Regions from separate parts of the Homo sapiens genome. Here region 1 is linked to region 2. A link is a loop called in an ENCODE intact Hi-C map of the cell type or tissue named here. Cell type or tissue: PC-3. All regions are shown on one strand.

Region 1 (8,000 bases), 180 kb before region 2:
TCACACCAACATGAACAAGAAGGAATAAATGAGGGAAGGATGGTAGGAAGGAAGGAGGGAGGGAAGGAGGAAGAGAAGGAAGAGAAAGGGAGGGAGGGAGGGAGGAAGGAAGGGAGGGAGAGAGGGAGGAAAGAAGAGAGGGAGGGAGGGAGGAGAGAGAGGAAAGGAAAGAAGGGAAGGGAAAGGGAAAGGGAAAGGAAAGGGGGAGGGAGGGAAGGAGGAAGGTAGGAAGGAGGGAGGGAGGAAGGTAGGAAGGAGGGAGGGAACAAAGGCAAGGAGTGCAGAATTATCTTATTGGGTGGTCCAGCCTTTTAAATATCTGAAAGTAATTTTTAAAATTCAACTTATATAAGAATGTGTCTGTTCATAAAGAGATGTGAGGCATTAGACACTCTGAGGTGCTACGAATACTATATTATAACAAAGGCTAAGATAAAAATCTCTGATGTTATGGATTTTGCACCACGTCACCTTAGAATCAAATCACATTTCGTCCTCCTACTCTTTACCCCACATGGTAAACATGGGGTCAGAGGTCTTGGATTCTGTTCTGACCTCTACCTATCATTTATTATGTGGTTTGGGGCTAGTGACAGCTTCTCTAAATGTTAATTTCCAAGGCATTGTACATGGTTATTGCTGTTAAATTAAACTATATTTGGCCTGAGGATGCCTCCGTACTTAATAGGCCCAATATAATGTACTACAACCAAGTAACTTACTTAAAGCCTAATATAGGAATATACTTTTGTAACAAGTAACTGAGTCTCAGCCAATCACATCAGCCAATCTTCAGTCAATCACAGGCTGTCAAGTGATCAGGCCATATTCAAACAAGGCAAATATCAAGCTGTTTCTGTATCTCACTCTCATTTTCTGTCCATAAACGTTGCCTGCCCACAATGCTAATTAGAGCTCCCTGAACTCTTCTGTCTCTAAGAGCTTCCCAATTAGCAAATCATTTCTTGTTCAAACAAACTGTTAAATTTGTCTAATTTCTTTTAACACATCTAAGGTCCCTATAGTTATAGAATACTATGATTTCATGATTATATGGAACATCCTACTGTCTTATTATGTCAAGTATATCATCATTTTACAATTTTACAATTATTTATTTCCCACATTAATATTTAGAACTAAGTTGAAAAATGAAATATTTTTTGGAACACAATTATCTTAGTTTTCTTTCTTTTACTATAAGTGATGGTCTGAGATTTTCTCCACTAGATGTTATATTCTCCTTTAAATTTCTAAATGCCAATGTACATGTTTGAGAGGCATTGCAATATCCAGAACTTTCTCTCTTGCCCACCAAAAAATAACCAAGAAACATTCCTGTGTGGTCAGTTGTCTGTGCCCAAATACCATCGTCATTTAAATAAAGACTGACTACTCTTCCCAAAATATACATCTATTATCATCATTATGATTATCCGCACTGATGTCCCAATATGTCCATTTGTTTCAATATTCATTTTTATACAGTTCAAATGCTGTAGTCACCATAGAGATCATTGTCAAGCAGGTGCTATGGCTCATTCTCTTATGGCTAAAGAAAACATTTTTTTAAAATATCCACATGGTATCCAGGTTACATCTTGATAATCACTTTAAAACTGAGCAAAAAAAAGGCAGATGGAATGTTGTTTTTCTTTTTTCTCCTCGTCTTCCTTTATTCCCTCACATTGTCAGGATGGCTCCATCCATTCAGATGGCAGGACTGTTCTGAATGAAGGCAGACCTGCACCTTCGGCAGTCATCTCTCCAGTTCAATTATGGTGCTTTAACAGGGCTAATTAGCATTCCTCAGAGCTGGAGTTCTTTGAGTGACAGGTAACCATGGAGAGTCACACTCCTGTAGGTGATCAGCAAGAATCTATCTTTTCTTTTTAATTAAAAATTAGAAAAGCCTTAAAGAAAAAGCATAGCATTTACTAACGTATGCTGTTAGCCCAAGGTTGCCATGCTGGAAAGAATAACAATAGTGTCAGAAGAAAACTAATGCCATTTCCAAAGGAATAGAGAAAAATATCATGGTAGTCAGATACAAGAAATATGTTTATCATCATCCCTGATAACAGATACCCAAAAGGAAAACACAAAATAGCAAAAGATCATCTGTTCCTGAGAGTTTATTTAGATAATAATTTTCTTCCCTTCAAAATTTGAGAAATACTATTGTATTTATTAACAATAGTTGTGTTCTTTCCTATCATTTAGAAAGTATTAGAACTAGAAATTTAGAATTGCATATGCAGTTATTACCGAATAAAACATTCAGTAAATGTCAATTGCTGATGATAAGAGATATCATAACAAAATTAAAAAGTATTAATAACCTATTCGATCCTAGGAAAGATTAGAAAAATTCCATAATGCACCAGTATTAAACCTGATCTTAAGAACTGATGTCAGCAGACAATATGTATCTGTCCAACAAAGTGTGTTTTCTAAGTAAGGCAGACAAGTGAATTAAATATTGTCACCTTAGCTTGGTAGCTCAGTTTCAGGAAAAAAATAGACAGAAATTTTATAACATTTTAACAGCATATCAAGACACTTTTTCTATTCAAAAACAAATAAGTAAATAATCTGAATAATCAGAGTCCATTTTAACTTTCCCAAAACTGAAAAGGATACTGTTCTATTTTCTTTTGGTTCTGTTCATCTTATAAAAAATGTAATTTAACATGCCTCTCCCTTCCTGTTTTTACCCCAAAGTAGGATTATTATAAAAACACTCTATGCTGTTACTTCTGGAAGGCATAAAGCCAGGAAGCTCTTACAGTGTTATGGGAATGCCTAATCTCATGAGCTTGCCAGCCTTATTTAAACTATGAGGGTGGGAAAGGATGCAAATCACGTCACAGCAAATTCTTCAACTGTTAGTTCAGAACAATTTCCATTATGAAGAATTCACTAATAACACAAAATGATAAAATCAGTTGTATTATTCTGTAGGTTAAATGAAGAAACAGATTTTAATTCCAAAAGACTGTCCCCCATAATTTGGGTCATTGTCCATCAAGTCATTTGTTTAATTCTGTTTATTTGAATTTGGTTTCTTAATAATTCCTCAAATTTTCAATTTTCTACAAGAATTTTATAGAAAATAGATTTCCCTCTCAACGTTTATAAACTTAGCTTCAATAAATTTAACTTGCTAATTACTATTCACTTTAATTTGAAAATACAAAGGATGATTATATCCCAAGAATCTCAAAACTTTATTTTTTCCTGAAATTTTTTCCATAGCCAATAGAATTCAGATATAAGAATAAGAATGTCTCATGTTTAATAATATGAAAAAGTTATATTCTGAAGCATTTTATTTTGTAGCATACTATTTTTGAATCATAATAGAGAGAGGTAGCTGTTGGTTCTATATGTTACTTCCTTTGATAGCTACTACTTCCATGCATAATGTATATCAATTTTATTACTAATAATGAAACCAAATTAGTGGAAATGCTGAAGTGAATGGAAAATGCTATGCATTTAAAACAAACCCATTAAGAATCAATGCCCCATTTTGTTTTAGAAATAACTGACAATTTCCAATTATTTTTAAAACAGCAAATTGAATTATTGGATCTTTAGAACTGTTTTTATTCACTTTCAATACTAATTATTTATAGGCTAATCATTCTTAGCTCTCTGTCTACATTTTTCTGCAGATGCTATAAGAAAAATTTTTCAAGTTGAACCATGTTATGATAGATTATACTTATTTAGTAAAAAGGAGACAGGAATGGTTGAGTGCTCTGAACTGTTGACATGGCTGATCGCTAATCACTTTACATCTTACATGAAGTACTGCTTCTTCCCTACTATGACAGACAGAAGAAATATGCTTGTAACAATGGTTACTAACATTTTTTCAGAAAATGTTGATAACCCAAAGCTAGCTGCTGTCCCATCATAGAATATTTTGTCTTGTTTTCCTCCTGGATGTAGTCCTTCAGATTTTCCACAGTGATTCCCTACATCCATAAAAGGTCAAAAGCATGAAACCGCCTACTGATGTAGTTTAATATTCACATTTTATAGGTGAAGAAACTGGGGCACAGAGAAGTTAACTTACACTCAGGTAATTAGTTTCAGGGCTAGAACTGGAACCAAAACTCAAGATTCAGAGTTCCTGCATCAACAACTTCTCCAAGGATAATTCCATTCTATTCTGCACTCTCACTAGATTCCGTATCAACTTGTCATGAGTTGACTCAGAGAATTGACTCATAGCGTCAACAATAGCACAAAAGCCATACCTTGCAACATCCTGCCATACAACACCCTCTTGCCAGATCCAAGAACTTGCTTACTTCAGTGTCATTAACTTATGAAGATATCGATTCCCTAACTTGAGCTGACAGGGCATCATTGTTCTTTACCTTTGTGACTCACATTACTTTTCTCACATTGCTTTTATAAATACTCTGCTTTTGCCATATTTTATCATAAAACATTAGTCTTCTGGTTGGAGGGGGTTGGAAAGAAAGCACTTTCTTGACTCCCTAAGATACTACAATTTTGGACATATCATGATTAAAGAAAAAATTGAAAAATTTAAGTGGTAAAATTAAAACATTAAACAAATAAGATGTTGCCTAAGAAAAATACACAATTTTATTATAAAGACAGTACAAAACAATAGTGTATTTGAAAACTAATAAATATCCTTCAATGCATGCTTTTTGACCTGTTAATTAGAAGAGTATATGCCGGGTTATTTTTCTGTAGTTAAGACAGGTAGGAAAACCCACGACACAAAAATAAAGATCATGTCATTTCTGTCCTGTGTGGAAAATAATATATTATGTTTTTTTCTATTAAAATCCTTTTTTCTTCCATTTTTAGTGACTGTAATAATTTTCTCTATATATCTATGAAGTTCTATATGCTAAACTAAGGGTTGTATACTAAACAATGTCTAATCTGTGCATATCAACATACATGTGGACACCTGTACACATACACACAACTAAATCACCATTCAATAAATTCGTCATTTTGGTTCTATTTGGCTGCCACACTCAAATACCTTTCAAAAGGATAGAGCCATGAGCAGAGAAAATGAAAAGACAGAAGTGAGGCCTAAAAGTAATTATTATTTGAGAAAAAAAATTAGCTGTAAACATTTGCATTTTTAAGAGGAGACTCATAGAGGACATAATGTTATTTTAAAATAATAATTATTACTGCTATTAAATTAATACATGAATGAGTATATTTTAAATCCAGTATGAGTCTTAACTTCTAGAATTATCTCCCTTATCCCCTAGTCCCACTTCACAAAAGTTGTCATTTTTAAACAGTTTTAGTGCACCCTTCCAGGACATTTTATGATGGCATATTAAAAACATCTGAAGTGTTTTCTTATTTTTAAAAAACGCCTCTTCTGGCTGGGTGCTGTGGCTCACGCCTGTAATCCCAGCATTTTGGGAGGCCGAGGTAGGTGGATCACAAGTTCAGGAGATCGAGACCATTCTGGCTAACATGGTGAAACCCCATCTCTATTAAAAAAGACAAAAAAATTAGCCGGGCGTGGTGGTGGGCACCTGTAGTCCCAGCTACTCGGGAGGCTGAGGCAGGAGAATGGCGTGAACCCGGGAGGCAGAGCCTGCAGTGAGCCAAGATCGCACCACTGCACTCCAGCCTGGGTGACAGAGCAAGACTCTGTCACAAAAATAAATAAATAAATAAATAAATAATGCCTCTTCTAAATGGCTGCAGGAAGAAAAGCAGGAAAAATAGGATTCATAGACAGGAGACAAATACACATAGTACCCCAATATAAGAAAGGAAGGTCCTTCTTGTGGAGGGTAGTAGATTTCCAACAAATGAGTTATTAGGTTTATCAACTGGTGGTAGAAAAGAAGCAAATCTTGTATCAAAGGATTCAAACATTGAATGAAATCTTTTATGTCCTCTCCAACCTCAAGAAACTAAAGAAATTAAAATATTCAGATTACATATATTTTAAATAATGTTTGAAAGCAAATTCTTTGTTTCCATAATTTTTATTGGGATTCAGTCAGAAGTTTCTTCTGACTTAAATTATTAAATCTATGAAGAATATTATCAGATTTTCTTAAATATAAAGAAAGAAGGGAGGAAACAAAAAAGGAATAGTTGAAGGAAACACAGAAAGGGAAGAAGAGGGATAAAATTGAAATGTCAAAAAAATCCTTTGCTTTTCAAAATTTCCAACAGAACTCATATAAGTAGTATTTAACTGTTACTGACTCAGGTCAGAGTAGGAAGAGGAGGAGAGGAAAATGAGTTAAATCAGACGAGTAGAAGAATAAAATAAGGAAAGGACAGAAAATTAGAAAGCGGAAAGGGAATGAAGACCAAGGAAAGGAGGAAGCTGTTGCAGTTGAGAAAACTGTCATAGCAACTGACATCAAATCAGGCAGTAGGACCAGCGACATTTCTTAAAGATAATATAGAACTTTGATAATGTGTCCCCAACAGTTGTCCAAAAATATTTATTTTCAAAAATCAAAGTAAATAGTTTTTAAAGTAATAGTAAATGCTTTGCTCTCTTTCATATTTTAATCCATGGAATTCATAAAATTGTTTTGTTTTGTGGATGAAAGTATCTGATCAGGTTGAATGTTTATCTTCTGATAAACTTTTCCAACTGTTCAGAGAATATGGTTATGATTATACAGCACTGTTGAAAATTAAAGTGCCTAAATTACCATACATGGTTAAAAACAGACCAGACTTTTAACATATGCAATGCTTTTTACCAGAAGTCGAATAACGTCAGCGTCTATGAAACTACTGAGTTCAACTTATTAATCTCTGTGCTGCTGAACAGCCCACTAAATCTCTCTTTTAAACTCACACATGCCCCCTGTGTCTGCTGCGTCCTAGCATATCCGAGAATGGATTTTCCATTGAACGTTACTGCCAAAGCACTTTTTCTTCTGGCACCAGCAGAGAAATTGAAATATACCTTATAGGCTTAAAAGATAAAATATATTATGGCTTAAGAGATAAAATATATTATGAACTTCAGCAACCCAAGAAAATGTGGGCAATGTGTAATAAAATTTGAGATGCATAGACACTTGGCTTGATCAAATTTTACTAATTCATTCAGAAACAACCATGTTGGATTCATCAAGCTTTTCAAAGTTGAGGTAACAGTTATTGAAAGCCATTAGTTCTATCATATACTTTTTCCCACCCCATTTGACCAAATAAATTCTTACCCAAGTGAGACCTTTCTTTAGAGCAAACTCTGAAGGGTTTGCAATTCAAAAAATGGTTTACAAAGGTCCATTGTTTTGTTCTGGCCACTGCTCAAAAGTAACTTCAAAATTGCCTTACTAATTGATCTATTTCACATCATTCTGAAAAATCTGAACTGGCTCTTTCAGGTTGGTGATCTCCCTGAAAAATCTGCTTGTAAGGCATATCTGTCTATACTCTCTCATGATGACACAGCGTCCCCTGCCTCTGTCAACTACAGCTAAGTACAAAGCACTGTGCTAAATGCTACTAAAAGAAGAATTAAGAAAATGTGTGGACAATCCCTGTTGTCTAGAATCTGAAAATTTAGTAACGGGATTTAAATATATACACACATATGTACAGGCCCACACAAATATATATTATGCATTATGGATGTTTATGTACATATATCGTGTATTATGGATGTGCATGTGTGTGTATATATATATATATATATATGTATATATACACACATGCACATATTCATAATTCAAGAAAGAAAATGAAAAATGCCGTGAGAAAGATAGAAAAAAGAAAGTGGTTTAGAAGCACAACTGAGAGGGAACATGTTTTCCCTGTGAGGCAAGATGAAGATGTAGTCAAAATTAGCAAAACCTTTATGGAGAAGGTGACATTTGTCTTTAGAACTGGGTATGGACCTATGGGCAGAAATGGGGAGGAAAATATTCTAGGCAGAGGGCACAGAAAAATAAAAATCCAGTATTGTTGGAGAAACAGTAAGTTGAGGA
Region 2 (8,000 bases):
AAATACAACATAGGCCGCAGTATTTCTCAAAAGAAACTTCACTATAAAAGAAGCAGTGCAGAAATAACTGAAATCTCAGTCATATTCTTAGTAGATGAGAAACTAAAAAGCTAATTCCTGGCATACTCTTTACATGCACTCTGTCTAAGTCTGGAAAAAGTATTGAAACATTAGAAAATGCATGTGAACCATTTTGATTAGTCCACATTCTCAATATAATACATGTTGAGATAATGCTAATTTGCATTTATATTACTTAACCTTTAGAATATGTCTTGTTGGGGTGGTCAAGAAAAAAAAATTCTTCAATGTTTTATGCCCATTTTATCTATTTCCTACTTTGAAATGAGAAAAAAAAGCTGGTCCTACAAATGTTCTGATTATGTTATTTAACAATAAATCCAAAAAATAACTACATTCTTCAGTATACTGAAATTTAACCTTATATAATATTACTTGAAATCAGTGTAGCATAAGTCTTAAAAACCTTTTTGTGTTTAAGTGTGATATTTTAGTAAATCACTTTTATCACCATGTTATGTTCAAAAGAGTCAACAGTTCATTAATTACCTTAAGAAGATCTATTTCTTTGATGCAATCAGCACGTGCTTTGGCATCCATTAAATCAAATATCTAAAAACAGAACCCAGAATTACTTAATAAAATAATAACCTATGGTTCAAGCTATTGTGTAAATTCATTTTAATACTCTACATGTAATTATTTGTACACTAAGGAATTTTCTTTCTGATTAGCTTTTCTTTATTAAGGAGTTCTGTAGGTATCTTATGTTACCAACATTGCTTACATTTTCAGCAGTCAGTATTTAAAAAATGGATAAAGAGAACAGGTAGATACCCCTTAACACTCAGGTCTTAAGTTCCAATGAACAAAATTAAAGTTGTGATTATTAAGATGATAAAGTAATAGCTAATATATGTTGAGCAATTAATATATGCTAAATGTACTGCACAACCTTATGAGGATGATAATAGTAGTATTCCCATTTTACAGATGAAGAAGAGAAGCTTTAGAAAGCTAAGGAGAATGACAAAAGGTCACACAGCTAATCAACAGAGCAAGCAGAATTCATTCTCAGAGTTATCCATCTAGAACCCAAGCACTGAACCATTAATCTGTTCCATCAAATCATGTCTAAAAGGTCTGATGCATGCATTCTTGACAAGGGTGATATCATTCCAAGGGGGTGAAAATTGGTTCTTTGTGGAGAAGGGTAACAAAATTTTACTCTATTAAGTATAAAGTATAGATACACATACAGTACTACACATAAACAGATATACTGTATTTGTGGAATTAAAATTTCATGGGTAGAGGTAATTAGGAAGAAATGTCTAAACAGGCAGCTTGGGGGGAGGATAATGAAGAAAAGGTTGAAAAATATTAACCTACTGTTAAAAACATAAAAATAAAAAATACAATCAAAAAGATATTTCATGTGTCTCTGAAAACACAAATCTCTCAAGGTTCTAAGTGTGTGGAAAATAACATTTAAAAAAGCAATATCTTAGAGACTGCAAAAAAAATCTAAGTCAGTACTGCAAGCTGATTAAAACCCTAGTTACATAACAAATAAAAAAATTAATGACATTTTTAGTAATCAGCTTGATCAAGTCTTCCTGATTCAGCCAGCTAACATTCCAGGAAAAGAAGGTACAATGTCAAAGGAGTGGCAGAATCCAAGTCTTTTTAATTAAAGAAGTAGTTATTAGACACTACCAGAGAGGGCTGGCCTCTTTACACATGATGCTTTAAACTTCATTGCAATCTTATAAGACAGGTAGTATTGGCCACAATAACAAGATGAGGATTGAGGCTCAAAAAGATTAAATAATATGCTTATGATCATAAAACTAGTAAAGGACAGAATCAGGACTTGAAGCCAGGTTGTTCTAGCTCCATAGTCAGTGTTTTCTCAATGAGCCAGGCTGTCACAAAGTCTAATGCATACACAACTAGCTAATAAGTATTAAAATATATGTGTGTACAAAGTGTAGTATTAGAAACCTAAGGAAGAAATTCCTTCCATGTAGGGTGGCGGGTACCATTAGAGGTGAACCTTGAAAGAATTATAGGATTCTGCCAGTCAGAAACAAAAGATATCTACTGCATAAAAGTAAATATGGAATAAGGGTGTAAAATTACAGCTTATAAGAGGCAACTTTTTCTAGATATCATTCTTAATATCCAAAGATACACAAAGTTCTAATTTGTCTTAATTTAAAAAACCATATGAAGATATTAGATAAGATTATAAAGCAAAAATAAAATCCATAAACTCACTGCCTTAAAGAATTTTAGCTTTGGCTCAGTCCCTTCTATTTCTTGTACAAACGCATGTGCTTTTTGCATAGTGAAAATAGCAGTATATAAAATGATATATATGCTTTTTCACTAACATTATTTTGGTTCTACTACTTCTAATGAAAACTTCAAGTATCAAATTTACGTTCTGCAACTTTTAATGTAAAATATTGAGCACTGCAGTTTAAGATTTGAAAAAATATAAAGCCTTACCTTACTTGATGGTTTACAAAAAGAGACAGACTAGATTACATCAAAGTTTCTCCCACTTAATCAAATAACAGAAGAAGAAATATGTATGCCGGTACATATATTAAAGAGAGTTAACTTCTCTTTTTTCCATTAGCAGTAATTCTAACCATGTCAGCCACAGTAAACTCATGTTAACTACCATGATTTCAGAATGGAACAGAATGCAACACGATGAAACAACAGCAAGGAAAGGAAAAGGGGTTAAAAAAAAAAAAGGAAAGGACTATGAGTGGCAAATCACTATCACAAAGTTCACATAAACTATCTAGTAAGATATGTTTTAGCTAACATTAAGCTGTTGTATACATTAAGCTTTGACAAAATGAGCTAGATATAAATGGACACCAATAGCAGGGGTTAAAAAAATTACCAGTATTAAAGAACAAACCATATGACACTATTTATGGAAGGAAGGAAAAACCTTGCAGAAATTTTCTCCAAGAGCATCATAGTTTTAACTCTACACACAAATTATTAATATGAATAACCTGATCCTGAGTACAGACAAGCTTAAACTGTTAATGCCCACCCTTTCTACATATAAAAATCCATGCTGAATGCCATCTTACTATCAGATTTTATTACAGATACAAATAAGAAAACCATCTTGCAGTCCTTTAAGATGCACAGTGTCAGATGCAGAATGCAGACTGCAACACAGAAAATTAACACGCAACTTGTAAGTGCTACTTGTTCAAAGTGATGTAAGAACCTTAATGGGGGTGAGCATGGCTGGCTGGAAGGGCTCTCAATAACTGATTTATATAAGCAGGAATGCGTAATGCCCTTCAGGAAAATATATATGTGTGTGTGTGTGTGAGTGTGTGTGTAAAATCGAAAGTTCTTGAACTGAAGGAATAAGCTTTACATTTAGCAATTTCACATAGAAATGCCATTCATTCCCCCAAAGGGATTATTATATCAACATGTTAAACAATAAAACAAACACTAATGGAAACAGAAAAATTTGAACTTGATATTAGTTATAGGTATGAAACACACACACACAGACTACTTGCACTTTAAATCAAAATGGCATGAGAAATAACTGATTCTTGACACATCATAAATGCTGATGCCATTCTCAGGAAATGCTATTTACAAGGAATTTGAGATAAATCAAAGATATACTGGAAAGCACAAAATTGTAAGTATATCAGATCTTGATGTAATTCCTGGTATTTTTGTTTGTTTGTTTTAGGAGGCAGAGAAAGAATAATGCCCATATAGTACCAGTAATTAAAATGAAGAAAATCACAAACTTGGAGACATATATGTATTTAATCTCTCAGTAATCAATGTCTCTATGATGTGGAACAACATTTTTAAAAACAAAAGAGGGTGAGTGAGATAAGAATGAATAATAGATGTATAAGAGTTTTAGGAAACCATAACAAGATACAACATATCAAGATAGAAACATGCTACATAGAAAATCTTTAATTCAAGTTATAAAAATTAATTTAGAATTACAAATTGACTTTTATTTTTAACTGAATTTTCAATAATATCAAAAGTCACTCCTCAAACACAGGGAGAAATAAGCATTGATGGCACATCTAAAGCAAAACTAAATTCTGAGCAAAATACATTTACAAATACATTTAACTGGAAATTCAGAAGTATCTTATCTTTCTTTTTCTCTCAGCCAACAAGTCAAGACAAAAATAAATAATAATGAATATTTAGATTACATCATTCCCAAACACAGATTCAAAGCTGTCCGATGATTTCATGAGCAAGAAAAAGCAGTATGTCTTGGGTGAAAATATGGACTTTGTAAGAATATCTTGCATATAATATGTACAAACAAGTCTTTAGGAGGCATCATTTTCATTCAGCTCCACCAAAGTTTCTTCAGGTTTTTAAACTCATTTTATACTTGGTAAGAGCAAGGGATGAGCTGTGGTTAGGCAAGTAATGACTGATAAATTCTTGGTATTCTCTGAATCATTTTAAAGGTTTTCTTTTGTCATCTTAAAATTTTGCCAAAATTACTCATAGCTAATGAAACTGAAAAGGTTAACACTAGATTTCTTTAAAAGGAAATGAAATCCTTCTAGTAACTTAACAGAAATATCCCCTTAAAAAGGCATATGTCAAATTGTTAGAAGAAAGACCATTTAAAATGCAGAAAACAAAGTACTTAAAAATATATACTAAGCAAGTTTTTGTTGTTGTTGTTTTTCTTTTTTGAGAGAGTCTTGCTTTGTCTCCAGGCTGGAGTGCAGTGGCGTGATCTTGGCTCACTGTAACCTCCACCTCCCGGGTTCAAGCGATTCTCCTGCCTCAGCCTCCCAGGTAGCTGGGACTACAGGCGTGTGCCACCACACCCAGCTAATTTTTGTATTTTTAGTAGAGACAGGGTTTCACCATGTTGGCCAGGATGGTCTTGATCTCTTGACTTCGTCATCTGCCCGCCTCAGCCTCCCAAAATGCTGGGATTACAGGCGTTGAGTCACCGTGCCCGGCTCTACAGCTGGAACCTTCCTGTCACTACCCTTCAGATGACTGACTCCTTATCCTCCACCTACGCTTAAATTTCACATCCTCGGAGAGGCCTTTGCTGCACACTCTATCTAAAATGCTCTCCTCCTCTAGTTTGTCTCTAATACCACAGCATGGTCATTTCCTTTTTGGCTATAATTATTTGATTTATTTTTTGCTATAATTATTTGATTTATTGTCTATTTTCCACACAAAAATGTTGGATTTAATTATTGTGTCCCACTATTGTGTCCCTATTGTCAAGTACAGTGTCTGCCATATAGTAGTTTAACCCCAAAATGTTAAACAATCCATAAAACTGGAAATTTTCTGTTTCTTATCTGCTTAGAAATGCTTAAGATTGCAAGTACAAGTAATTAAAATTAAAAAGCTTTAATTTTAAAGATAAAAGCCTATTCCACCTTGACAAGTAAAAACTAACATTAATTTACCAAATTGTTCTGTATCTTTTAAATGTCATTTATGAATTATTCTTACAAATGCTTAGTTTTCATTTATTCAAATAACAATTGGAAATCTGAAAGGAAGTCTATAGAGATTAAATGAAGTTCATAAAAGCTGCAAGATAAATTTATTAATCACAATGAACACTGAAAAAGAGATTGAAGGCAGAGCCACAGAGGTTACGAATATATTAAAATCAGCCTATGTATTATGGAAGTGCTATCATTGTCCACAAATTTCTGATCATATATAATCCTAATTTCTAATTATATGCAAACATGCAGAATCTAAACTTAAGATGATAAAAAGTAACTTATTAATAGAAATTAAAAAGTTATTTGCTTGAAAAATACTTTAAAGCAACTAACAAACATAAGTAAATAAAAGGTAAGCATTCAATATCAAAGAATACTTTGGGGAAGACTTTTTGAGATCACCTGAATCAAAAGGTAAATCTGAACAATATTATCACTTTATGTTTATTTGTATAAATACATAAAGTATTATTTTAGCTTTTCTTCCTAAAAAAAACTCACTGACAATGGCTGCCACACAGTAAAATAGTGTTATCTAGAAATATAGTTAAGAGTAAGCAAAGCGAAATTAAGCATTAATGAACAAAGGATCAAAATACCTCACGTATTATTTAAAAATGAGAGTACAATGGTCAAAGAACTAAGAAACAGTGAGACCCAAAATTCACACTACTGTAACACTATGTCAGACTGATGAAATAAAAACCAACTTCATTCCTATAGCTCTAATCAATGAGCAAAATATAATAAAATAGAGATTGCATATACCAGATCAAAATAAGTTTTTGATAATCTTCCAACATAAAGAACGTAAGTTTTGAGACCCAGCTCACGAACTCTGTGAAGCCTCTTTCCTAAGCTCCTCCTCACACCTGTTCTCTTCAAGGCTGCTCCTATCACATGAGTGCCTATCTCATTATGTTAGAGGTGTCTTTGTTGTACCCCCACTAGAATCCCATGAGTCTCATTATGTTTATCTTAATCTTCCTAAAGCCTTAGACACTGACCAATAAACACTAGGTGGCCAATAAATACTGGAGGAATGAATTCAATGATCAGCAGGAAGGGAAGCACTGAAGAAGGAGGCAAGAGAGAAAGAAAAGCAAAGTTGGTACAGAGAATTTCAAAATTGTTTTATTAGTTAAGGTACCATCTTATTTTTTTGCAAATGAACCATGATGGGATACAGGTAAATTTTCAAAAAGATTGGTTAATGTTGCCATATACTGTAGGCTCTCAGATCCCTTTATGATTTCCAAGAAGTAACATGCATTTAGCGCACACACTCTTCTTTCCCATACAGGTAACAGGCAAACCTGCAGGAAAATGGCCAGAGCTGAACACATCCTTTGTTAATAGCCCTGAATCAGTGAACTAAATGGAGTGGCACAAAGTAGGGAAGGGCCTTAAAAACTAAGCTGAGGATTCTGGATGGTATCTCATTAAAAATTTGTAAGCAGAGAAATGAATGATAAAACCAATATTTTATGAACTCAACCAAAGTATTCAAGGAGTCTAGTGGACCTGGGAACAGTAATACAGTTCTTGAGACAAGTAATATAGCCTTAAAATAACAAGTTGCATGAGGAAATTCAATATTTAATTCTTTAGGGTTTTTTTAAAGAGTTAGGTTAGCATTCTTCAAAAAGGAAAAGCATTGGTCAGCAATATTATAAAATTTTGTATTTTAAGCTGCAGAGATGACTTTTTAAAAATAAAGAACCATGGGTTTTCCTGTTCAGCACAAGTGTAATATGTCACAAGAATCAATATGTCTAAAATGCAAATATATTTCTCCTTACAAAGGTTTAAGGCGTTGCTCCCTAATAAATAAGGTAAGAATATCTTCACAATATCATTTCTGTCTTCTATGAAGAAATTAGGTTTAAACTAGATGTCACAATATCCACACTAAAGCAGAAAGGAATGGGATAATCCAAAAGAATAAACTTTAACTTCCTACAGTAATTTGAGGTTTATCACAGCGTAAAACAGAGGCAGCTAGAGGGTAATGTCCAATTAATACTGAATGGAAATACAATTGTGCAAATTAACTCACACTTATTCAAATTCCCAATCAATAGAAAAATGCAGCAAGAGCTTTTTTCTTCCTCCCTCCACCCCTTCCTCCATTCTTTCTTTCTTCCCTTCTTTCTTTCTGTTTCTAATGAGAAGGTTCTGCAATGTAAAATATAATCACTAGAGACAGAATTGAGCCCTGTTTTCCACACTCAGAATCAGAGAAGGGATCCAAGAGTCCCCAGAGACCTCCAAATGGATCTCAATCCATCCAACCTCCCATCTTGACAATCTGTGGCAGATTGGCAGCTATGTTCTCTCCATTCTATTCTGTATGTTGAGCTTGTAATTTTACTTTGAAAATAATGGATTTTGAAGATTGTTACTCTACTTGAGAGTCCACAATGCATCCTCAAT

What was found. Hi-C counts contacts between places; a loop is a spot of excess contacts. Peaks named below come from ENCODE experiments on the same cell type or tissue, not always from the same donor. Only the 100,000 strongest peaks of a DNase experiment are listed, where the experiment ranks them.
Region 1: it touches region 2 in a loop (2.8-fold over the local background); 2 of 110 quality-filtered maps call a loop at or near these places.

The regions. Positions count from the first base shown.
Region 1 is chr1:198,439,835-198,447,834 of GRCh38, reverse strand. No RefSeq gene overlaps it. Among named protein-coding and RNA genes, the nearest start is that of ATP6V1G3, 97 kb to the left of the region's middle. In PC-3, no CTCF peak of the experiment used is centred here; a DNase peak (open chromatin) is centred at 4,274; H3K4me3 peaks cover 572 bases; H3K27ac peaks cover 3,221 bases.
Region 2 is chr1:198,255,208-198,263,207 of GRCh38, reverse strand. It overlaps NEK7 (NIMA related kinase 7), which reads right to left. Exons shown (of 10, transcript NM_133494.3): 4 at 571-633. Among named protein-coding and RNA genes, the nearest start is that of NEK7, 100 kb to the right of the region's middle. In PC-3, no CTCF peak of the experiment used is centred here; a DNase peak (open chromatin) is centred at 4,507; H3K4me3 peaks cover 571 bases; H3K27ac peaks cover 1,521 bases.